Regions from separate parts of the Homo sapiens genome. Here region 1 is linked to region 2. A link is a loop called in an ENCODE intact Hi-C map of the cell type or tissue named here. Cell type or tissue: PC-3. All regions are shown on one strand. Each heading gives the region's core, and the rest is flanking DNA. Links, peaks and the distances in the headings are about the cores only. Region 1 has its middle 7.8 kb from the start of TRA-AGC15-1. Region 2 has its middle 71 kb from the start of TTC8.

What was found. A loop is a pair of places that touch in the nucleus more often than their neighbours do. Peaks named below come from ENCODE experiments on the same cell type or tissue, not always from the same donor. Only the 100,000 strongest peaks of a DNase experiment are listed, where the experiment ranks them.
Region 1: a loop joins it to region 2, with 8 times the contacts of the local background. A loop is called at or near these places in 1 of 110 quality-filtered maps.

The regions. Positions count from the first base shown.
Region 1 is chr14:88,980,656-88,993,048 of GRCh38, reverse strand. No RefSeq gene overlaps it. Among named protein-coding and RNA genes, the nearest start is that of TRA-AGC15-1, 7.8 kb to the right of the region's middle. In PC-3, for the core only: no CTCF peak of the experiment used is centred there; DNase peaks (open chromatin) are centred at 5,368, 6,778 and 9,108; H3K4me3 peaks cover 279 bases; H3K27ac peaks cover 2,655 bases.
Region 2 is chr14:88,888,860-88,902,222 of GRCh38, reverse strand. No RefSeq gene overlaps it. Among named protein-coding and RNA genes, the nearest start is that of TTC8, 71 kb to the right of the region's middle. In PC-3, for the core only: no CTCF peak of the experiment used is centred there; a DNase peak (open chromatin) is centred at 6,902; H3K27ac peaks cover 1,604 bases.

The sequences.
Region 1 (12,393 bases), core at 2,070-10,069, 91 kb before region 2:
ATTTTAGGGGTAGGGCATTTCCTGGGTTGGTTCTCTAGTTCAGCAATATTACCAAAGGTTCAACCTCTTTCCATATTTCTGTCTTACTATCCCCAGAGTCTTTTGACTTTGGCCTTAGGCTTGCTTCCTCATGTTCTCAAGATGGCTGTCACAGTTCCAGGCATTGTATATCTGGTGAAAGAAGGAAGTACTTCCTCCCATTTGTCTCAGTTTACTGGAGTAGAAAAACCTGCCCAGAAGCCCCCAACACTCTTCTCCTTGAGTTCCATTGGCCAAAATGGGAGTCACATATTCTAGCTGCAAGGGAGCCTGAGGAAGCAGACTTCTGGCATTTTCAGTGTTTACAATGGCAGGTGGCCCTGCAGCCAGAAGGGAAGGGGTGGGTAAGGGCTGTTGGGGAGGTATATTAAAGGACCCTGCCCAGTGCTTGCCAGGCACAGAGCTCAGTATGTGTGAGTTGTTTCTGCTCTTCATCCACTCATCCCACCATTACAAACCCACGGCATCATCCTTTACCCCCAGTTATGGTTAAAATTACATTATTCCCAGAACTGGCCCCTTTCTGAAGACCACAGACACAGCATGGCTGCTCAGCTAATAAACACCAACAGGTGTATGACCTCTTTACACCTACAGAGACTATTACACTGGACTATAAATATTCTTAGGTGTTTGACTTCCTCTCTCCCCTTGAGTGAAGCTAAAAACTAGGGGATAACGCCAGGTAGCTTCATCTCCGTAAAAGATATCCAGACCTCACTGGCCTTCCAGCATTCCAGCTATAGGACATCTTTGTAACACAGATTCCCAGGGCAGGCTTGCCATCTGGAGAATGCCTACCTGCCAAGGTGATGATTGTGATCATTATTGAAACCCCACAGAGCAGTAATGAACCATCCTCCAGGGAGGTCACATTCCCCAATTAACAACATATAGGTCAAATCCCATTAGGGACAACTCCAGGGCACCTTTCAGAATCGTTTTCTGTGAGGAAATCAGTTCCTTTGGAAGATAGCTTGAAACCAGCCAGCTTAGGGCTGAGAACTACAATGCTATGCCACGTGCACTTTTAAACCATACTTTTAAAAGTTATAAAATAGTAGAATCACATCACAGAAAACTTGGGAAATAGAGAAAAGACAAAGCCACCAATAATTCCACGAATGAACACAACCACTGTTGTCATTTTATCATTTCTTCTTAACATTTTCCTTTTACTCAAGTGTTTCACATAGTCATAATCATAGCATACAGACTATTATTGTTCTACTTTTTCAATTTAAATTTAAGAAATGTTTACTGTGTATGTCTGAGAATACCAGGCTCAGTATTAGCTGGTAGGGGTTCAATGGAGAAGAAGACAGGCAATGATAAACAGATAATGAGGACAATGCAATGTGATGAAATGGAAGTGTATGGCAGGGGTTATGGAAACACATTAGAGGAAGCCCAGACCTGGACTTGTGGGGGCAGTGCTCAAGGAAGCCTTCCTGGAGGAGGTGCTTTGTAACCTTAGACCAAAAGATGCATGCCTCCTGCGACCTTAGTAAAGAGAAATTGGAGGAGTATTCTCTGCAGAGGGAAGAGTGTTTTTCATGGCATGTAGACATGGCAATATCTGGTGAAAGTAGGAAATACTTCCTCCCATTTGTCTCAGTTTATTGGAGTAGAAAACCCTGCCCAGAATCCGCCAACAGTCTTCTCCTTGGGTTCCATTAGCCAAGATGGCAGTCACATATTCCAGCTGCAAGGGAGCCTAAGGAAGCAGGCTTCTGGCAAGTCCACAGCACTTGGAGGATATGTCAGGAGCTCAATAGCATGGTGGGAGCTTGGACTCTGTTATGAACTGAACTGTGTCCCTCTCAAATTCATATGTTGAAGTTCTAACCTCCAATGTGACTGTTTGGACATAGGGCCTTTCAGAAGGTAATTCAGGTTAAATGAGGTCATATGGTGAGGCCCTCATCTGATAAGATTGGAGGCAAGGAAAAGAGGAAGAGACACCAGAGGTTTCTCTCTCTCCACATGTGTGCACAGAGGAAAGGTCTTGTAGAGGATACAGCCAGAAGGCAACTGTCTACAAGCCAGGAAGAGAGGCCTCACCAGAAGCCAACCCTGCTGACACCTTGATCTTGAACTTCCAGTCTCCAGAATTATGAGAAAATAAATTTCTATTTTTCAAGCTACCGAGCCTGTGGCATCTTGTTAGGGCAGCCCCCCAAATCCTGGTACCAAAATCTGTACCAGAGACACAGAACTAAGAGGATATATAATATAGATGGATAGATAGATAGATAATAGATAGATAGATAGATAGATAGATAGATAGATAGATAGAAAGATGGATAGACAGATGATACATAGATAGATAGATAGATAGATAGATAGATAGATAGATAGATAATAGATTTGTTATAAGGGGTTGGCTTATGCAATTATAAATGCTGGTAAATCAAAAATCTGCAGGCTAATATCTCCATTCAAAGACTATCAGGCAGGAGGATTTTCTCTTACTTCGGGAAAGGTCAGCCTTCTTTTCTCATCAGGCCTTTGACTGACTAGATGAAGTCCACTCACATTATGGAGGGGAACTTGCTTTACTTAGTTCACCGATTTAAATGTTAATCTCATCCAAGAAGTATACCTTCACAGAAACACCCAGAATACTATTTGATCAACTCTCTGGGTGCCCCATAGCCCAGTCAAGTTGACACATAAAATTAACCATCACAGACTCTGTGATGAGGAAAGGCAAGAGGGGATGCTAGGGAGTTTGTCAGGGGCCAGATATCATCATGAGCTGCCCTATTCACAAAAATGAGTTTGCAGTTAATCCTGAGATCAAAGGGGAGGCACTGAATGACTTTAATCAGGAAATGCCATGCTCAGTGTGTTCATGTTAAGACTAAGCATTAAGACTACAAGTGTGGGAAACACATTCAGGCCTGCCCTGCACAGTTGGACAGATTGGGTATTTGCACAACTCCAGTGTAGGCACGATCCTCATCCTGGTCTATGGGAATGGCATCTCCTGGAGTTGCACAGTGTGTAATATGAAGCACTGTACACAATGGCCCTGAACATATTAGAAGGGGCAAGACTGGAGGCAAGGAAACCAGTTAGGGACCCCTGGCAGTACTCTGGGTTCTAAGAGTTTTCAAATATCGTACATAGTCATCATTTGGTGGCTTCCTCCTTAGGGATAAGCCATGATTTACTTAACCATTTTCCTCATGTAATTTGCAGATATAATTTTCCCATGGTGATATTAGATGTAAATAAATTTGTTCTGTATTCAAATGCCTTCCATTGGACCATAGAAAGTATTATCTCAGTGGTACCTATTTGAGAGAAAAGGGGCTGACCGACTGTGGTGGCTCATGCCTGTAACCCCAGTATTTTGGGAGGCCAAGGAGGGTGGATCACCTGAGGTCAGGAGTTCAAGACCAGCCTGGCCAACATGGTGAAACCCTACCTCTACGAAAAATATGAAATTAGCTGGGTGTGGTGGCACATGCCTCTAGCCCCAGCTACTCAGGAGGCTGAGACAGGAGAATAGCTTGAACCCAGGAGGCGGAGACTGCAGTAAGCTGAGATAGCACCACTGCACTCCAGCCTAAGTGAGACAGAGTGAGCCTCTGTTAAAAAAAAAAAAAAAAAAAGAGAGAGAGAGAGAGAGAATAAAGGGGCTGTAAGTGATGAACTGGGAGGACAGGCATGATCCACAGCTGTCCTGGGCACACAAGAATGAATGGCCACCTTCCCTATCCCCTTCTCTCTCTGGATATCAAGCCTTCTTTCCAGAGAGTTTCATTGCTAGGAGATTCGGAGTCAACTGCACACAATGTACTTACCTAGTGTCAAAAAGCTCTTCAGTTTCTTTCTGTAGATTGAAACCCTATAATTTTTACGCTTCAGCAAAGTACATTGCACTGTCTACGTTTATTTATATTCCCTTCACATCTTCCGTAGCAAGAGATAGCTGAGAACATTACATTCTCCTCCCACTTAAGTTGCTGTGATTTCACAGGTGTTTTTATTTTTATTTTTGTTTTTGTTTTTATCTTGGGGTGAATGTAGTCTCTCCTGAAGCTTTGAAGTAAGACTTCCAGACATAAGAGAGCAGACAGGAAAGAATAAATAATTTTCTCCATTTTTGGAGGAAAATAGAAGGGAGGAGGAAGATGCCATATTATCAAAACTATGTGACTGCCATATTTAATTTTTTTAAACTGAGAATTACTCAGTGGTCCTTCTTCTGGCATTAGGATATTTGTTCTCTGCCTACTCCTTTACTTCTTACTCCAGTGGAGATATTCAGAAAGGATTCAGGAGGCTTCAGTTTTATGGCCATTCTTGTATCAATGCAAGGTACCAGGTTTTTTGTTGTTGTTGCTGTTTTTGTTTTTTAACTTGGATGAACCACTAAAAGAAGCTACACCTTGAAGTAAAGGGAAGCTACCCTTAAAAGAATGTGGTAGAGACTGCTACAGCTCATCAGCACTCATGCCCTGTGCTTCTTCCAGACAGCTGAACTATATTTTCCATTGTCCTTGGAGTTAAGTGTGGCCATGTAACTGAATTCTGGCCAATGGTATGTGAGCCAAAACGACGACTGCCACTTTCAGGTGTGTCCTATATAAACCTTCCACAAGCAGTCTTTGCTCCCTTTCCCCATCTGCCTGCTGAATAGAGAAGACTCTGAGATGCTAGAGGTGGATGGAGCCACAAGATGGAAGGGACCTGGGTCCCTTATGACTGTATGAAGTAGAGGATCCCCTACCCAATCCACGTTAGAGCTACATGTTAGTGAGAAATAAACTTCTTTTTTTTTTTTTTTGAGACAGGGTCTTGCTCTGTCACCCAGTCTGGAGTGCAGTGGCGCAATCTCAGCTCGCTGCAACCTCCACTTCCCAGGTTCGAGCAACTTTCATGCCTCAACTTCTGGAGTAGCTGGGACCACAGGCGGGTGCCACCTTGCCCAGCTAATTTTTGTGTTTTTAGTAGAGATGGGGTTTTGCCATAATGGCCAGGCTGGTCTTGAACTCCTGGCCTCAAGAGATCTGCCCGCCTGGGCCTCCCAAAGTGCTGCAATTACAGGCATGAGTCACCACACCTGGCCCAGAAATAAACTTCTTATATTAAGTAACCGAGATACAAGGAGTTGTTTGTTATAGAAAGGCCTGCCTAGGATGGACAAATACACAAGTACCTCTACCCTAATTACCCAGTCAGAGAGATTGGAGGGAGAATGATAGCAGAAAGATTCTAGTGGATGAACCCATTTTGCTACCTACCTGGAAAGGGAGTGATTTAGTAGGGAAAAATCCCAACCGCAATTGCCTGCAGCCACTTCCTTAACCACTTCCTTAAAGGAGTGGCATGGTTTTCTTCTGGAACAGAAGGGCTCTCATTCAGTAAAATTCTTGGTGAGCCATTTGGCTCTGAAAAGACAATCCTCAACACATAACCCCAAAGCCATAGCATCAGGAGAACAAAAATTCCTCTTCATAATAAAAATGAAATTGGAGGATTTCAGGGACAGCTCTCAGGAAGAGTGGGTTGGGGGAGAGATGTGCAGTGAGTGAGACAAGAGACCTACCAAGAAAGGAGAGGGACTCCTGGGAGTGGGAACCAGAGAGCTTTCAGGACGGGGTTCTAATATTCCATTTTTAAGATACCTGCTATGTCTGCTACAGTGTAAACCCCTCTGCTGCTCCCCAAATGATTAGCAAATTAGCTGCTCATTTGACCTCAAGTTTGTGTGTCCTTGGGAAGGCATAGAAGCAGGCTCCAGCCAAGTGAGCCCAAAGTGAGTCGCAAGTGTTGAAGAAAAGTAGTTGAGACATGGACTCAGTTTGGGGGTGGACACAAGACAAACTCTTTCCCACAAATATGAAAGAGGATGATATGGTTTGGCTGTGTCTCTACCCATAATTCCCATGTGTTATAGGAGGGACCCAGTGGGAGAGAACTGAATCATGAGGGTGGTTTCCCCCATACTGTTCTCATGGTAGTGAATAAGTCTCATGAGATCTGATGGTTTTATAAGGGGTTTCCCCTTTTGCTTGGCTCTCATTCTTTCTTTGTCTGCCACCATGTAAGACGTGCCTTTTGCCTTCTGCCATGATTGTGAGGCCTCCTCTTTTCCTTTATTGATTACCCAGTCTCTGGTATGTCTTTATCAGCAGCATGAAAAGACTAATACAGAAGGACTCTCAGGAGGGTTGAAGGTTCTGACCTTGAGGCTCCATGAAGGAGGTAAAGGAGGTCAGATACTGAAGGATCAAGGAACTTCCCGTCTAGTTAGGAAACCTCTTCTTCCCACAAAACTACCTAAGTGACTAAGTAGGCATGTTTGCCAGCACAGCAGATGGGGTTATATGAAGGGAGAGCCACTGAAATCACCATGGCAAATGGAATGGACTCCCGGAAGCAGCGGTCGCTGTTGACCAGCAGTCAGGAAGCTCCACAAAGTTGGGAGCCAAGTGTGTGTCCCTGCATGAAAGAGTGTGCCTGGGCCAATGCTGGGTTGTCCTTGAGAACAACGACTGGCTCCTAGGATGGGACAGAGGAGCGACTGCTGCTTTGCTTGAGTCTGCTGTCCTGTGAGGAGGAGGCAGAGGGGACCATCTTGGCTGAAATTAAATCAGGCCTTTCAACTCTGGCCCACCATGCAGTCCAGATGTGAACTGGGCCAAGGTGCTAACATGGTTAGGACGCCAAGCCACCCGCTTGCCTCGCCCTGACTCATCGGCTGCAGTGCCCTCCAGATGACCCCTCGGCATTCTCCCCAGATGTCTGCAGCCCTCTGTCTTGGCACTCTGCCAGCCCAGGAGGAAAATTCCTATGATCATTAGTTGAAGGAGATCACAACTCATGGAGGAAAAGAACCACTGAATTCAGTATTTTTCCTGGCCCTATTTGGGACATCCTAGGTGCCCGTGATTTTCTGGACGAGCTGTCAGCTCATGAATGTCCACAGAGTCCCCAGCACAGACTGCAGACCTTGGTGTGTGCTTCACAAATTATATCTTCTCTTTTTTTCCCTCTTCCTGCTGTTGCTATGACCATCCCTGTTGCTATCATTATTGATACACCCAACTCTTCCTAGGACCAGGCCTGCCTCTTACCGCCATGGAGGCTTGGATATCTTGATTATTTCTATTACCCTCCTGCCAGATGTCAGTAGACCTTAACTCTGAAGAAAGCCAGATGCCCTCCAGATGGCCATCATGCCCTTGAGATGCCTAATGCAATAACAAGTCCTGGACAGTCTGGGAAACAGAGCTCTCTGAAGGAGACAGTCTATGCTATGCATAATTAGAGATACCTACAGGGTTCTGCTTCAACACAGAGCAGCCCTTCTTGTTAAGAATACATTTTGTTTGTCAGAATCTCATCACTATTTCTCCACCACTTCTCCCTCTTTTTTCTCATATGTGTGTTCTCCCTGAGGGAGGCAACAGAGGACACAGGCCTAGAGCAATGGTACCTGCTGCTTTTTAATAGTGATGTTAAGGAGCAGGAACTTTAGCTGCACTGGCTGCCCTGGCAAATCTTCAGGTTGGCCTTGGTGGAGTCTCATAGCTCATGGTCTTATCCTCAGGGTTGCATTTTCAGAGAATCCAAGACACTGAAACTCTTTGAGCCTCACTTTTCTAATCTGTAAGTGGGGATACCAATTTCTATCTGGTCAGGTTGCCATAAAGGTAAGTTGAGATAGTATATGCCACGTGCTTAGCGTGGTGCCTGGGACTACCTGTGATACATAAATGCTTAGTTGTAGTATAAATCATAATGATGGAAGTGATAGTTAATCCAGAGTGCATTCGACTCAAGAGGAACTGATTCTACCTATCCCACAAGATGACCAGTTGACAAATCGGAGTGACAATGGTAAGAAATGTGTCTGCCTACATATAGCCTGGAGTATGCAAGTCCTACAGCATCCTTTGCACTGTAGGAAATGCTGCAAGTCTGCATGGGAGCTTGGTGAAAGTGCAAATCCATGCAAAGGGAGTTGGCTGATTTTTAAGGCTGATTTTATAGCTCAAAGCCACCACGTCCATTGCATAGGAAGACATGGATGCTGACCAGCCAGTGCTGGGCAGATGAACAAAAGGCCTTTCCTCATTGTACTTTGTTTCAGACCTTGAGAAGACCCCGGCTTTCCATCAAAGCCTCCTTCCATCAGCCTTCCCAGCTGCCACATAGCTGTTGAGTGGCAGCCTGCTCCAATGACATGTAGGTCTTAAGAATGTTCCCAGAGGCCACCTCACTTGGACCAGTTGTTTCCAGACCTCCTGCATAGATGGTGCCTTGAGGTGGGGGACCTTCTGCTGGTGGCTATTGTCATATGTTTGATGGTTTTTAAGAACTTTGTTTCTCCTGGAGTAACATTTTATTCCCCTATGAGCCCAAGTTTTATGGGCTCTTGATTCTAGAACTCTGCATACTGGGTATAGAACCCAGTGAAATTTTTCTCACTCCCCTAATGTGGAGGTTCTGTGCCCCAGGAAGAAGGTGGAGGGAGATGCTGAATGCTAAGGAATTGGGCCTTTGATTCTCTTCTCCTTTTATGCCATGCATATTTTAAACACTTGCAGGGTTTTGCCTGCCATCATTGGCTCCAAAATGTGTATCTCTATTCTCAACTTCTAGTGGTGTCTGGAGCTGGCTCGTGCCAGCTTGTTTTCACAAGAGTTGATTATTAAATATTTAGGAAATCTGCAAGCTGGTTTTTAAACCACTGGTCAGCTGAAATTAGCTATGGTAGCCATATTTACACAATAGAAGTTGGCAAATGCTATAAGTCAAGGGGGTTTTCCTTCAGGGAACAGGTTTGCCACCAGACCACTAGATGACTTTCCTCCTAAAGTCCAGGATCACCAGCTGCTCAGTGGACATCTCCACATACGTGACCCCCAGACACCCCAAACACAACGGGCTCCAAACAGAACTCAATTTTTTTTTCCCCACCAACACTGTTATCCACCTACAATTTCTGTTTTGATCAGTAACACCAACAGAGACCAGGAGTCAGAGAATACAGATAACAAAGGGATGAGTCATGAGTTTAGGCAGAGCAGGAGAATGCTGTCTTCTCTGCAACCAGAGGTGGGAATGACGGCATGGATGGCTGGGAGTGAGTCCATGAGTAAATGCTCTGATGCTCGAGAGCAGCAGTTCCCTCTCCCAGCAGGAAAGTAAAGCTAGAGATAATTTCACCTCTAAGGGGAACAGGGAAAGGAGCCCTCAGCAATCCCTCAAATAAAAGGCAGAAAGTGTCTGAAAAATATTCATTCATACATACAGTAGATATCTAGTCAAATCTATAATGTAAGCATTTTCTATTTTCCCCTTTGTTTTAAGACTCAAGCTGTTGAATATTTTAGCCCAGGCCAGCTGTGGTAAGGGGAGGCAGGCAGAGGTTTAGGAATCTATTTAATGTAGTTTGCAAACATACCTGAGACAGTGGGGCACAGTGCTCCCCTGGACTTGGGGGAGGGTGCAGGTTAGAAGCTGAGGATGTAGAGAAGGAGGGAAAAGCTCAAGGGGTGCAGAGCCTGCATACTCCTCCTGGACCATCGCATGAGAGAAAAGTAAACTTCTATCTTGTTGGTGTCACAAAATTCTGGGGCCTTTTTGTGATAGCGGCTTAGCCTTTACCTTAACAACTCACTCACCTACACGTTTATCTTTGTACCTTTTCTTGCTTCCTTCTCATGAGTCTCAGAGTTTTGCTGAGACTCATTACTGCCCCGTACTCTCCAGAAATTCCCCTCTTTCTGCCCCACAACTCTGCTCTAGCGAATATCTCCTTTCTCATACATCTCATATGCACTCTTTCTGCTGGCTGTGTTCCCTCCACCTGTACATGTGGCTCTCACAATCTCTTGCACTTTCAAAGAAAACCCTCTAGGACCTTAAATCTCTTCTCTTACTCTTTCTGTCTCCAGTCCTTCTCTGCCAAGATTCCCAGAAAAGTGGTTGATGATCACTGTCTCCATTTCCTCATTGCTCATTTCCTCCTTGTCCCCCAGAAACCTGGCTTTTGTTGTCACCATTCCGCTGGAATTGCTTTTGCTGGAGTTCCTCATTGCCTCCATATTTTTAAATTCAAAAGAGTATTTTTTTCAGTCTTGTCCCTGCATGTTCTCTCAGCTGTAGTAACACAGTGGGTCACACATTGTTGGGAGGGTTGCCTCCTCTGGCCTATGTTCTGGCCCCTTCCTTGGCTCTCTTCCAGTGTTTCTCCTGAAACAAGGGTGTCTGTGCTCAATAATTCTGTTCTTACCCTTCTCCCTATGCATGCTTGACTTGGACAAGCCAATGGCCCCTTGTAGGCTTGGCTATAGGATGACACACCAAATCATGCCCTCTAGTCTTTCTCCTGAACTCTGACTCATTTATCCAATTTATCCAGCTACTGACTTGACATCTTTGACATCCTGTGGGCACTTCTCATTCAACCTGTCCAAAACTGAACCTATTATCTCCCCCTTCTTGGGCTGCCTTTTCCTCTACCTCTTCTCTCTGTTGGCCAATGGCACCATCACTTGCCCAATTACTCACACTGAACTTAAGGTAGTCGTGGACCTCCCCCCTCACCTCCACCACAGCAACTCAAGAATAAATTCCTCTTCTTCTGGTTTCACAAATATCTACTAAATCCACACCCTCCTTTCCACTCTTGCTCAGGCCCATATCATCTCCCATCCAAACAATTACAGCAGGTTCCGCCTGGTCTCCCTGCCTTTAGATTTGCTCCTCTCAACACACATTTCATATTGCTGCCAAAATTGTCCTTCCAAAGTGAAAATTTGTACCAGATCACTCCCCACCTTAAATCCCTCCCATGATATCTAGGGCCAATAAAATAAATGCAAATCTCCTACCCCGGCATGACTCATCAGTCTCCACTTCAGCCTCGACACGCTGGAAACTGAGCTCCCTTTACTTGCCTCTGTCTAGAAGACTCCTCCTGTACTCACTGGGCTCACTCTTACTCCTCATTTAGACTCTGCATCATTTCCTCCAGGAACTCTTCTCTTCAGCACCAGTCTGCCTAAGTTCCCCTCCTACCTTATAAGTGCTCCCCAAATTCTCTGCACATGCCTCTATCATGCACATCCCAGAACATACTAAAAAATGGATTATATTGGTCTGTAGTGGATATTTGTTTTTTTTGTCCACTTTGCATCTGAACCCCATTCCTATGTTTGGGGTGCTCCTGCTTCTCATAAGCAATGCCTACCTCGCAGTATAGAAATGGAAAAATGTCAGACACCTTCTCTCTCAGTCCTCCTTTCAGCTAAACTGAGAGCTCTGATAGTCTCCTCCAGTCAGAGAGCAGTGCCTGGGCTAGCCCCAGAAATATGTGGCATACAGAGGCAGAGACCCTGGGGATCCCATTCTAGTGAGGGCAGCTGCAGTAGTGGCCACTGTTCCTGTGGCATATTTCAAGCATTGGTCCTGGCTGTTAAGGTTAGTTGTCCAGCCCTCCCAGATTCTGTGCCCTATTTTGCAAGCTGTCCAATGTCCTTTTTGTAGTTGTCATGCCATTTTATTGGAGCGCAATTTATAGACCATAAAATTTACCCATTGTAAGTGTACATTTCAATAAGTTTTAGTAAATGTATCCAGTTGTGCAACCATCACCCCAATCCAGTTTTAGAACTCTTCCATCACCTCAGAAAAGTTCACTCTTGCCCATTTGTTACTGATCACCATTCACACCTCTAGTCCCATGCAACAAGAATCTGCTTCCTGACTCTCTGACTTTTCTAAAAATATCATATAAATTGAATCAAACATTATGTAGTATTTTCTGTCTGGCTTTTCCCATAGTGTTTCATAATTTCTTTAAAAGTTGATTTGGTGGATGTATCCATTGTTTGTTCCTTTTTTATTGCCACATAATATTTCACTACATGGATATACCACATTTTGCTTATTCATTTGCCAGTCAAAGTCCTTTAAATAAATCCCTTTTCCGTGGTGGGGTCGGGGGAGGGGGGAGGGATAGCATTGGGAGATATACCTAATGCTAGATGACACGTTAGTGGGTGCAGCGCACCAGCATGGCACATGTATACATATGTAACTAACCTGCACAATGTGCACATGTACCCTAAAACTTAGAGTATAATAAAAAAAATAAAAATAAAAAAAATAAATCCCTTTTCCATTCAGTGTAGCCAGATCTGGGTTCTGTAGCCACCAAGATCCCTGACTATGTTCCTCCCCATTGAAATGGAACAGCAGAAGTATCTTCATGGCTTTTGGATTTATGATCCCTGACACCATTCCTGGCTCACAGTGGATATTCAGTAATTATTGCTGTGGTGTGTAGACTGCCAGTAATATCTCAAGGATGAGCTGGGCCTA
Region 2 (13,363 bases), core at 2,103-10,102:
GGATGCCTCATTGATGCCTCTATTCAGAGAGGACCAGAAACAGCATCTCAGGGAGGTGCACACCCCAAGAAGGAGCAGAGCAGCAGAGAGAGACACAGGGCCAAATATGGCCACCTGTACAGAAAGGAGAGCAGTCTCAGTGGGCATCCGTGTACCCAGGCTGTCTCTCCAAAAATCTTGTCAGTGTGTAACCCATCTCCCCTGCCAAACCTTCACACAGCTCTGAGAAAGTAGAGTGAGCCAAGCACAGTGGCTCACACCTGTAATTTCAGCACTTTGGGAGGCTGAGGTGGAGGATCACCTGAGCCCAAGAGTTTGAGACCAGTCTGGGGAATATAGTGAGACCCTGCCTCTACAAAAAAATTTAAAAATTAACCAGGCATGGTGGCACATGCCTAAAGTCCCAGCTACTCAGGAAGCTGAGGCAGGAGGATTGCTTGAGCCTGGGAGGTGGAGGTTGCAGTGAGCCAAAATTGTGCCACTGCACTTCAGCCTGTGCAACAAAGCAAGATCCTGTCTCAAAAAAAAAAAAAAAAAAAGTACAGTGATCTCTAAAGACTAACTTAACTCCCCACTATCCCATTGGAATAAAGGGAGAAATCATAAGTTATGCAAAAATGAAATTATATTTTCGGCACACCAGAGTTCAAATTTACCTCATTTTATGTTAAAAACAATCACTAATATTTTAAGGGATGGAATAAATTTTAAAGAAATGTTGGTCATGTGCCAGGCAGAGTACAACTTGGTTCCCAGGAGCCTGGGATGAGCATTTCGTATCCTCTGCTGACCTTGAGTGTGCGTCTGTAGGAAAATTAGAGACACGTGAGGCTGCTGCACACAGCTGAGTAATTGCCATGGCAACTAAAGGCCCATCACCTGAGCTTTATTCCAAACTGAGTTATCAAGAGCAAATTGCAGACAGTCTTAGAAAATAGAAAATGGAAAATTCACCTTCTCTCCCTTCTCCTTCTTTCTCATGATATTGGAGTTCTAAAAGTATCCCATCCCTCCTCCTAAAATTATTCCGAATGCCTTTTTTTTCTTTCTCGGATTTGCTGTCTGATTCATATATCCTTGTGCTTGATGGGGTGAGGGATTGGGATAAAATTAGCTCACCACAGTTCCCTTAGCAGGGTCACCTCACATATCTCACATTGGCAAGGCTGGCAGAATGACAGAGTGTCCCCAGTGAGGCCACTTTGGGACAAGCACATCTCTGGTCTGTTGAAGGGGATCCATGACCTCATCACTCTTGTCTGGAAGGGATCATAACTGAGATAGAAAAGTTGTCATGTCAGGCTGCTTCTGGACCTGAGGTTGTGTTAATGAATAAATGATGACTTTCTGACCAGATCTTTATAGTTTTTTTCTATCATTTAAAGTAGAAGATGGTACACATAAAATGATTTGGAATATGGTTCAGGTGATGGGTTCGTTAGTTGCCATGGTGATTACTCAGCCATGAGTCAATGTTCCTTCTTTAAACAGTTCCAACATCTTAATAAGCATAAAAATCAACTGCAGCCAGGTGCAGTGGCTCATGCCTGTAATCCCAGCACTTTGGGAGGCCAAGGTGGGAGGATCACTTGGAGCTGGGAGTTTAAGACCAGCTTGGGCAATAAAGGGAGACCCCGTCTCTATAAAAATATTTATTTAAAATACTGGCAGAGCATGGTTGTGCATGCCTGCAGTCCCAGCTACTTGGGAGGTTGAGGTGTGAGGATCGCTTGAGCCCAGGAGTGTGAAGTTACAGTGAGTATGATGATTGCACCACTGTACTCCAACCTGGGTGACAGAGCAAGACCCTGTCTCTTAAAAAAAAAATCAACTACAGAGTGTGTCTAAAATATTTATTCCTGGGACCCTTCTTCAGGATCTGATTCAGTAGGGCTGGGTATGGGCCCCGGGAATTTGTGTTTTTAACAAACACCCTGTCTTAGTCTATTTTACCTTCCTACAAAGGAATACCTGAGGCTGAGTAATTCATAAAGAAAAAAAGCCCGGGTGCAGTGGCTCACGCCTGTAATGCCAGCACTTTGGGAGGCCGAGGCAGGCAGATAACTTGAGGTCAGGAGTTCGAGAGCAGCCTGGCCAACATGGTGAAATCCTGTTTCTATTAAAAATACAAAAATGTTCTGGGCATGGTGGTGTGCACCTGTAATCTCAGCTACTCGGGAGGCTGGGGCATAAGAATTTCTTGAACCCAGGAGGCTGAGGTTGCAGTGAGCTGAGATCATGCAGAGACTCCGTCTCAAAAAAGAAAAAAAGAAGTTTATTTGGCTTATGGCTCTGCAGATTGTAAAAAGCATGGTACCAGCATCTGTTTTTGGTGAGGGCTTCAGGAAGCTTCCACTCATGGTGGAAGGGGAAGGGCAGCTGATGTGTGCAGATCACATGATGAGAGAGAAACAAGACAGAGCCGGGAAGGAGATGCCAGGCTCTTTTTAACAATCAGATCCTGAGTGAATTCATAGAACAAGAAGTCCCTCATTACCGTAGAGGGGGACACCAAGCTGATCATGAGGGATCCGCCCCCATGACCCAAACACAACCCACCAGGTCCCACCTCTCACACTGGGGCTCAAATTACAACATGAGATTTGGAAGGGATAAATATCCAAACCATATCACACTCTCGCCCCAGGAAGATTCTCATTCAGGTGATCTTCACACCACACTGTGAGAAATACAGCACACCCAAAGGCTTTCCTGAGTAAGGTTAGTGAAATGTCACTAGTTTGTAACTAATAATGTCACAGATTTGGCAAAATGTCAATGAGTAACAGCTGACTTTGGGGTGGGAGGACCTCACTGCAGTAGAGTCTTTCTACCTGAGCTATGTGCCCTTGGGCTAGTTCCATGACCTCAGTTTTCTCATCTGTATTTCCTTTATGCAGAGGATACCTAAAATGTGTGGAAATGAATAACTGATACAAAATTACAAACCCCTGAATATCAAGTACACACACAGGTTGGCAAAAAAGAGTTAATTCCAGACTGTTTCACATTAAAATAGACATTACTTTTTTTTTTTTTTTTTTTTTTTTGAGACGGAGTCTAGCTTTTTCACCCAGGCTGGAGTGCAGTGGCACGATCTCAGCTCACTGCAACCTCTGCCTCCCAGGCTCAAGCGATTCTCCTGCCTCAGCCTCCCTGGTAGCTGGCACTACAGGTGCATGCCACCATACATATTTTGTATTTTTACAAAAACACAAAATTTTTTGTATTTTTAGTAGAGAGGGGGTTTTACCATGTTGACCAGGCTGGTCCCAAACTCCTGACCTCAAGTGATCCACCTGCCTCAGCCTCCCAAAGTGCTGGGATTACAGGTGTGAGCCACCATGCCCAGCCCAAAATAGACATTACTTTTTTAGAACACTTAGAGTAATTATTTTAGGGAACACACTCCCGTTCTCCTTTGAAAGAAAAGCCCAATCTCCTACCTCGATTTTGAGATTTTATTTGGATTTTGTATCTTCTAGCCTCTAGAGCTGTGGTCATAAAAAGTAATGAAAGTTTTATAAAAAGTTTTCTCACTTTGCCTTAAATGTATATGCGTACACATTTTCGTGTAGAAGACTTAAAATATTACATATATGGTTATACTGGACTGCAAAGAAGTGAATGGAATTGAACTAACTGTTGGAATTGAATTAAATCTGTTTCTAATTTTCCCTTGAAAAAGAGCAACCTCATGGGTCAGTTATACCTTATAGACAAAATTATGCTTTTTAAATGACAAAAATACTGAATCATGGAATTTTAGGCTGATCTAGGAGGTCCTCCATTGCTATCACTTACATTCATAGATTTTGACCATTACACCTAAGCAAAATTCTCAGAACTGTCCAAATTGTTTTGTTGTGTTGGAGTTTTATCATGTTTATTAAAACTTGAAATAGGTTCACTGGGATTCAAATATCTTTGTCATTCAGGTTTGTTGTGTTTGCTGGTTTCTTTGATTTTTAGTATCTGGATTTGACTTCTGTAAGTGCTTCAAACTATATTTGGTTTTTTATTTGTTTTTTTGTTTTGTTTTGTTTTGTTTTAGGGGATTGATATGGTTTGGATCTGTGTTCTCACAAAGTCTCATGTGAATTGTAATCCCCAGTATTGGGGGAGGTGCCTGGTGGGTGGTGATTGGATCATGGGGCAGATCCCTCATGAATGGTTTAGCTCCATCCCCTGGGTGCTGTTCTCATGATAGTGAGTGAGTGAGTGATCATGAGATCTAGTTGTTTTAAAAGTGTGTGGCATCACCCCACTCTCTGTCTTGCTTCTGCTCCAGCCATGTAAGATGTGACTGCTTCCCCTTCTGCCATGATTGTAAGTTTCCTGAGGCCTCCCCAGGAGCCAAGCAGATGCCAGCATCATGCTTCCGGTAAAGCCTGTAGAACCGTGAGCCAATTAAACCTCTTTTTTTAAATAAATTGCCCAGTCTCAGGTATTTCCTTATAGCCATGCTAGAACAAGCAAATACAGAAAATGGATTAGGTGGGGGGAGTTGTTTGAAATTATAGCAAAACAAACTGATAAGAGGACTTTAACCAAAAGGCATTTTTAAAGGAATAATCACAAGTGATTATTGCAGTCTACATTAAAACCAGTATTTCTATATTGACTGTTCTGTGAGGTTATTCTTTTCACTAGAATGACCACCCCAAGGTCCTAAAAGAGGCACATTTATCAAATAAGTATCTAACTATATATTCACTCTTCTACTCACTAATAGAATGAACTAATAATACATATTAGAAATGTCAGCTTTTAAAGGTGACATAATTTTCTTGTTCATCCTTCCTTAACTAGAAAATGCAATTCCCTTTCATTCTATTCTAAGAATTCTATTACTTGAAGTTTACCTTTGTTTGTTTTTTGAGACAGGGTCTCACCCTGTTACCCAGGCTGGAGTGCAGTGGCATGACAATGTTTCACTGCAGCCTCAACCTCCCAGGATCAGGTGATCCTCCCACCCCAGCCTTCTGAGTGGGAAGGGTCTAAAGGCATGTGCCATCATGCCTGGCTAATCTTTGTATTTTTGGGGGTAGAGACAGAGTTTCGCCATGTTACCCAGGCTGGTCTCCAACTCCTGACCTCAGGTGATCCACCCGCCTCAGCCTCCCAAAGTGCTGAGTTTACAGGAGTGAGCCACTGTGCCCAGCTTGAAGTTTTTCTTTTTTTTTTTCTTTTTCTTTTTTTTTTTGAGACAGAGTCTCGCTCTGTCACTCCAGGCTGGAGTGCAATGGCACAATCTCGGCTCGCTGCAACCTCCTCCTCCTGGGTCCGAGCAAGTCTCATGCCTCACCCTCCCAAGTAGCTGTGATTACAGGTGCTTGCCACCATGCCTGGCTAAGTTTTGTATTTTTAGTAGAGATAGGGTTTTACCATGTTGGCCAGGCTCTTCTTGAACTCCTGACCTCAAGCAATCCACCCGCCTCAGCCTCCCAAAGTGCTGGGATTACGGGTGTCAGCCACCATGCCTGGCCTGAAATTTAACTTTTTGTTTGTTTAGAAATGAACTCTTAGGATTCTAATTTTGGTTGTTTATACCACCTAGGGATTAGGACAAATGTCACTGCCTTGAAATTCTTTTAAATGCTCCTTTTACTTTACATGGCTCCTTCTCTTTTCATTGTCTTACTTGCTTCCCGATTCATTATCATGCTTCAGAACAATCCCAAACCAGGAGGTAAAAGGCCCTTCCAAAGGTCCAAGGGGCTCAGGCCAGGCTGTAGCTGTTCCATCTCAGGATATGCCCAGTGGTGAGGGCACAGAAGTGGCAAAATGGCCTTGTAGAAAAGTATCAGACGTGGCTCAGAAAACCTGGTTCCCCTGGCCACCAGTGGTCTTGAGCCAGGCCTTTTGGTATTCTGGGCATTTTCCTCAGCTGAAAAATAAAGGGGAAAGATGAAATGTTCTGTGCAAGCTCTTCTGGTCCCAAAATATTATGACTTTCCAGTCAGCTTGTGCTTTGCTCCTGTGGTCACCCCAAAAACATGGCCAAATGAATAGATTCTACCAGGTACCTAGGAAGAGAAAGAAACCCCCTGGCCTCTTTGAGCTTCCCTGGCCTTTTATCAAAGAAGACATTTTTGAGATGAGAGAAACATACATGTTACCTAGCAACTTGTTCAGAGGCACAACTATTGAGATTAATGTGTAAAACTGTCTTAGTGGAAGATGTTTCAACTTTTGTCCTTTTATGAGTTGTTTTTTACATAAACCCAATAAGCAACACCTATTCCTGAATATCTGACAAAGCGTACTGTTTCTTTTCTCTTGATCTTTCCACAACACCTAATGTGACCCTGGCTGAGGAATCATCTTAGATTAGTAGATTTAACTACCATCTTTCCTAGACTTCATCCTGATCTTATCTGACTCTGAGCCTCACACAAACCCTGACATGTTCCATTTCACTCCAGGCACAATGCCTCGTTATTTCATATCAACTTCCCACGCTTTAGTTAACTCAGTGCTTAAAGCTTTGCTACGTTATCCTCACATGAGCTTACTCACATTTTTTGAGTAAATAACCATAAAATATTATGCCTATATATGATATATGAGTTATATTAAAGGAGAGATACACAGTCTAGTGCCTGCCACACAGTGGGTAGGCCTTCAGTAAGTGTTTGTTGAATGAATAAATGTCACTTAAATATTCTTCCCAAGACAATCCCTTCTGCTGTGCCTGGTAACATCCCTTCGCTTGCCAGCCATCCCTGCCACAGAACTTTGAGCCTATATGTTCAACATAGACCAAGACAATAGGCCCCAACTCTACAATAATTCTGTCATATGTATAATAGCCCTTATTATTAACACAATTTAAAAACAACCCACAAAAGCCTCCCAGCAGGTTTTTGTTACTCCCATGTGGACTTCAGTGTAAACATAGTCCCTGGCTGGCAGCATATTCTTCCTTTGAGTCAGAGCTGTTTACCAAGAACATAAAAAAGAGGGTGAGGAGGAGGTTCATTTTTCCGGGGCTCTGCAGGGTGTACAGCCAGTACCTTTCCAATTTTCACAAACAAACTTCCGTCTCTTTTATTGAAATACTTTTTCCATCAAGGCTCACTATGCCCAAAGCCGCATTCTACACTATAACATCTACTAAGATCTTTTGCTCCCAAATTTTCCTTAAAATCCCCTTTCGGGAATTACTGACCTCATTAAAAGTGATGGGGAGTGACGGACTTCATTCAGACAAATAGACCACCATACCCCTGCACATATCACCCCCTGTGGTGGAATGAATAGTGTCCCCCAAATATTCATGTTTACCTGGGACCTCTGAATATAATTTTATGTGGAAATAGCACCTTTGCAGATATAATTACTTAAATCAAGATGAGACAATACTGCAGTAGGGTGGGCCCTAAATCCAATGACTGGTGTTCTTATGGTGGTGTGCACCTGTAGTCCCAGCTACTACAGGCAGGCTGAGGTGGGAGGATTGCTTGAGCCCAGGAGTTCAGTTTGCAGTGAGCTGTGATCACACCACTGCACTCCAGCCTGGGTGACAAAATGAGACCCTGTCTCTAAAAACAAAAACAAAAAAAAGAAGGAGGAGAAGAGAGGACACATACAGACACACAGGGGAGGGAGCCATCTGATGACAGAGGCAGAGACTGGAGTGATACAGCTATAAGCTAAGGAACACTAAGAATTGCCAGCAACCTGGGAAAAGGTGAAGAAAGATTCCCTTCTAGAGCCTTCAGAGGGAGGACAGCCTTGCTGATACCTTGATTTCAGACTGTGGGATCCCCCAAGTAAAACTGTATTAAGGTAAGAAAGTATTGCTCTGGATTTTGTACCATGACACTATAGAATGGGAGGTCATCAAAGGCTTGGGCCATTATGAGGGGAGAGAAGAGAGGATTAAGCACAAAATCCCTGAGCTAAAGGTTTTACATGTACACACACATAATTTTATTTACTACTCAAATCAAAATGCTGTGAGATAGTGTATCAATAACGATGCTTTCGGAATCTGACAAATTTCATAGACAAAAAGGCAGTAAAGACACAAATACATTGAATAATAAAATAAATGAAATAGATAAAGCAACTTGTATGTTACAGAAAGAGAAAAGATTTGGTATCTGTCATATGGAAAACCTGCCTTTTTATTTGTCCGTGGATCACATACCAAATGTAAGATAAATCTCCCTGAGAATTCATAATAAGATGTGATATGGTTTGGTTCTGTGTCCCCACTCAAATTTCACCTCTAACTGTAATAATCCACACATGTTGTGGGAGGGACCTGGTGGGAGGTAATTGAATCACGGGGGCGGGTTTTTGCCATGCTGATCTCATGATAGTGAATAAGTCTCATGAGATCTGATGGTTTTATAAAGGTGAGCTTCCCTGCACATGCCCTCTTGCTACCACCATGTAAGACATGACTTTGCTCCTCCTTTGTCTTACACCATGATTATGAGGCCTTCCCAGCCTTGTGGATCTGTAAGTCAATTGAACCTGTTTCCTTTATAAATTACCCAGTCTCGGGTATGTCCTTATTAGCAGCCTGAAAACAGACTCATACAAGATGTGACTAGTCTCAAGAAGGAAGTGAACAAAGACATTGGTAATCATATAGGTAAATCTAAACAATCATTAGCAACAATAGTGACAAGTGACTGCTTTGAGGGATACAGAAACAAGGTGAAATTAAAGCCCTGGGCATGTAACAGTCAGCACCTACAATTGGAGGGTTTTGAATTATGCAGGAAGAAGATGGAAATATTGAATATAGATTTAAATTGAATATACCTCTTAAATATTAAGAAAAACTACTAAAAAGACACAGAAAGAGATTGTCAAACTTCCAAATCAGTAGAGAGATGCTAAAAGCAACGCTCTTCAACTATTCTCCAGGCCACCCTGACTCACCTCTGCCTTTCAGTTCTAGTGCACACCATCATGCTGCAGAATCAGGTTAGTGCTGAGCGACGGTGAGACCCTGTCTTAAAAAAACTGAGAGAGAGAGGACACATACAGACACACAGGGGAGGAGGCCACCTGTGTGTCTGTGACAGATGCAGAGACTGGAGTGATGCAGCTGCAAGCTGAGGAATACCAAGGATTACCAGCAACCTGGGAAGAGGCAAGGAATAATTTGAATTTGCTACTCCTCGACAATTAATTTGCTACTCCTGGTCCCATCAGCTGTGGCTGGAGGGATAGCAGCAGGGACATGATGAAACAGTGTCTGTAGTTAGGAAACAGGTATTTCCAAGACAGTGCAGGGGCTCCGCTAGCACCACAAAAGTATGTCTATTCTATGTGGTAGATTGAGGCCTCATGATTATATTACTATATTAAAAGCAAATCAAAGATTTTTATTTCCCAAGTGTCATCTACATAGCAACTTTCAGAATCTTTAGATTAACTTGCAAACAGACAAAAAAAAGAATATGATCTCCCTCTCCATACATACACCTACACGTGCTCGTGTGCACACACACGGATACACAAAGAAAGCACCCCACAGAACCCCAAAGGTATAATCTGTGTGGCACCATGTGGGCAGAAATGGATGCATGAGCAAAGCCAGAGCAGAAAGCGTCTCCAAACACTTACGCATCCTCCCACTGTCTTCCAAGAACATTGTGTTGAGTTTACAGCTTTAAAAATGTAATTAACACTTTTACTCAAGGGAGAGTAGGTCCTGAGAGTTTTAACAGGACACAGTAGAAGCAGATTCAAACCTCAGTGAGCAATGGTTTTCTCAAAGGGTAAATCAAGTACTATAGCCATTATTTTCTGGTCTCCTAGGAACCTGGAGACCAATATGAACTAGATCCACTTTTCTTAGAAGTCCACTATCATTGTTGTCATATCCCCCCATCAGATTTGCAAATTAAACCCTATCCAGTACAGCTCTAAAAGCAGCCCTATGATGAAAGCCTGGAAAAGCAATTTGAATAAATAGGATCTAAAACATTATGGCTTTCTGCTACGATAACGTCACCAAATGCTCCACTGACTTTGGAACTTGCAAGAGCAGTGTCCCTGCCGAGGCAGTTGGTGTCATGGGGTGAGTTGAGGGATGCTGCAAGGTTTGTCTTGCCTCAAAATATCTCACATATAATTCTGCCACATTGCCTGAAGCCCCATGTGAAAATACAAGTCTTTTACTTAGGAGGGAGAATTAGATGGTGATTTGGCATAATCATGAGGAGAGACAGAATTGACACATGTCGGTGAGAGGAGACGAGGCTCTGGAACAGGAGATGCTGCTCACAGGGTGGGGGAGCACCCTGAGCCCAGTGAAGGGGAAAGGAGGCTGGAGAAGTCACGGGGGCAGGTAAGGAGATGAAGGCGCAAAACAAAGCAAGCTTCACCCACTTAATTCTTCCACCTAGAGCTGAGAAGAGACTAAGTGTGGGGACTATTGGAGAAACTACCAGCTAAAATACACACCTTTGTTCTGGAACAGCTGCTTTATGCGAAGATACCATGACCACATTATTTTTACATTAAAATAAATTCAGATTTGCTTTGCAGTTAATTCACATGGCTATTTTAAAGGGGGGATAAACAGAAGGCTATTACTTCAAATTTCATGCTAATAGTGGACCTCTTAAACAGTGTCCCAGACATCTCAGATTTTCTCAGCTCTGTCCCTTCACCTGCATCTGCTGGTGAATGTCACTGTACACTGGGAAGAGCTGCTTGCATGAGCTTCAAGGATATAAAAGCAAGGAGCCTTGTTCTGGGGAATCAGTATCAAAAAGAGGACTGTAGTCCTAAGAACACATGTTATTTTCAATCAAAGTCCTTGAGAAATTTTTTTGCAGTTGAAACACTATTAGGGACTGTAAAACCAAAATAAGCCTGCTGTAAGCTCAGACAGGTCAGAATACAGAGATATCAACGCAGCACATTTCCATCCTGCCAGTCAGGATCTTCTCCTGCTTCAACTGATGGACACGCTCAATGTGTCTAAGAGGTGTTCAGTGCTGTTGGAGGAGACTCTGTTTCCAATTAAAGGTCTCCCTTTACTGGCAAGTTTAATTAATTCAGCTTTGCCTTTCAGTTGGTCTCTATATTATTAACAGGCTGTGGTGTGGTTGGGAAAGTGGAAAGGTACTGGTATGGTTGGGAACAGAAGATCTGTATTTAAGTCCCCAGTCTGTCTCTTACCAGTTGTGTGACCGTGAGTGGATCATTTTATCTCTCTGATGTTTGTTTTTCTCATCTGTAAGAGGGGGATTCAAATTGCTGGGCTGCTAGTCCCACAGGTTGCTGAAAGGATCAGAGAAGCTTGTGAAAGCACACTGTGGCCCATAGAACTTGTGGAGCTACCAGGACCCATTCTGATGGGAGACATTGGATCATTTGTGAACCATTTATTCCCTGTGACATCTCAATGTTTATCAGACATGTGGAGAGCTGCCACCTCATCTTCTGCTTTTACCATGGTTGATCTTTTCTCAATAGGCTGAAAGAAGACAAGATGCCAAGATGCTGAGATTCCCACTATGCCTTTACCATCTCTGTAAATTAGGACAAGTTACATACCCTTTGTGAGGTTATCACCAGGAAAATTAGGATCATGATAGATAACTTGTGGAGTTGTGAAGATTACATGCAACAGGCATCTAATACATAATAATTTCTATTATGATGTTTTCTCTCTCTTCATCTGTTCACAAGTGTTTTATGGAAGTCCCAAAAGGTGGCCTGGATCATTTGGTTTAAAGCCCCCTTAAAGGATCCTGGAGCACCTCCCATTGGAGCTGTATCAGATATTTCCCACTGGAGTATTAATAGTTAGATAATAGATATAGGGCTATTTAGGTTATCTGTTTCTTCTTGAGGAAGCTTCAATCATTTGCATCTTTTGAGGAATTTAGTGGGGAGAGTGCTCTTAGAAGCCATCTAGCAAAGTGGTTCTCAAACTGTAAGGTATGTCAGAATCACTGCAGCTCTAGACACTAATTCAAATGTTGTAACAAATATTACAATGGATAAAATTGTAACCTGAGGTAACTGTTACTTCCCCACAATTCCCGTTTGCTAAAATATAAAACTGCCATATAACTAGTAGTCCTGCATTTATAAAAAGACAGCAATCTTGTTAAGAAAACTATTAGTTGCAAACTAATTAATGAAGCACCATCTGTGAGATTCAGTGTTCTTTGCATGAGCTGTGACTAGTCATCTAGGCAAATTTTTATGCTTTTTATCACAGATGGGAAAGAGAAAAGGGTGTAACCTTTGTGTGAATTATCCTATTAGATGCATATGCTACACGGTTTAGAAAATTTTATTTATTATCTGGTATAAACATATTCATTTTCATACTCTTCCTAGAAAACCTGATTTAATCTATATCTAACTTTGTATTCTCCAACTGATCCCAAATATTGTCTCCAGATCAGTGTTTACAAAATACCTGCCTCCTTTTCAATCTTCAGTTAAAACTTAAACTCTTTAACTTGGGATTCAAAACCTACACTCCAATCCTTCCCCATCTCACCAAACTTAGCTCTCATGACCAACCTACTCTCACTGTTATTGCTCGACTCCCTTACAGCCAAATTCATATTCTAGTGGCTCCCAAATCTGTTCACCCATTAGCTTTGCCTGGAATGCCACTCTATGGCCTCTTCCTCCTCTCTGGTTGTCAAAATCCTACTTATTCTTCAAGGTAAGGCACTTCATCCAGTGATTTCTCCCATATGCTCTCAATGCTTATTCATTTAAAAAAGACTTATGGCCGGTCATGGTAGCTCATGCCTATAATCCCAGCACTTTGGAAGGCCAAGGCGGGAGGATCACTTGAAGCCAGGAGTTCAAGACTAGCCCTGGCAACACAGTGAGACACTGTCTCTATGAAAGATTTAAAAACATGTTTTCTTTAAATTAGCTGGGCATGATGGCATGCACGGGTAGTCCTAGCTACTCAGGAGGCTGAGGTTGGGGGATCACTTGAGCCCAGGAGTTTGAGGCTGCAGTGAGCTATGATTGTGCCACTGAACTCCAGCCTGGGTGACAGACCCTGTCTCAAAACTTTTTTTAATAACAGTTAACAATAATTTATTATATATTTCAAAATAGCTAGAAGAGAAGATTTGGAATGCTCCCAACACAAGGAAATGACAAATGTTTGAGGCAATGAATATCCTAATAACCCAGATTTGATCATTATGCATTGCATGCTTGTATCAAAATATTACATGTGCCCCATAAATAGGTACAACTATTGTATATGCATAAAAATAAAAATCAAAACATGTTTACAGAGCTCTTAAAATTTTATTGCAGTTACACAGTCTGTAAAAAATAACATGGCATTTTAGTTAACTGGAATGTTTCTATTTTAAAAATTAGTTCTATTGAG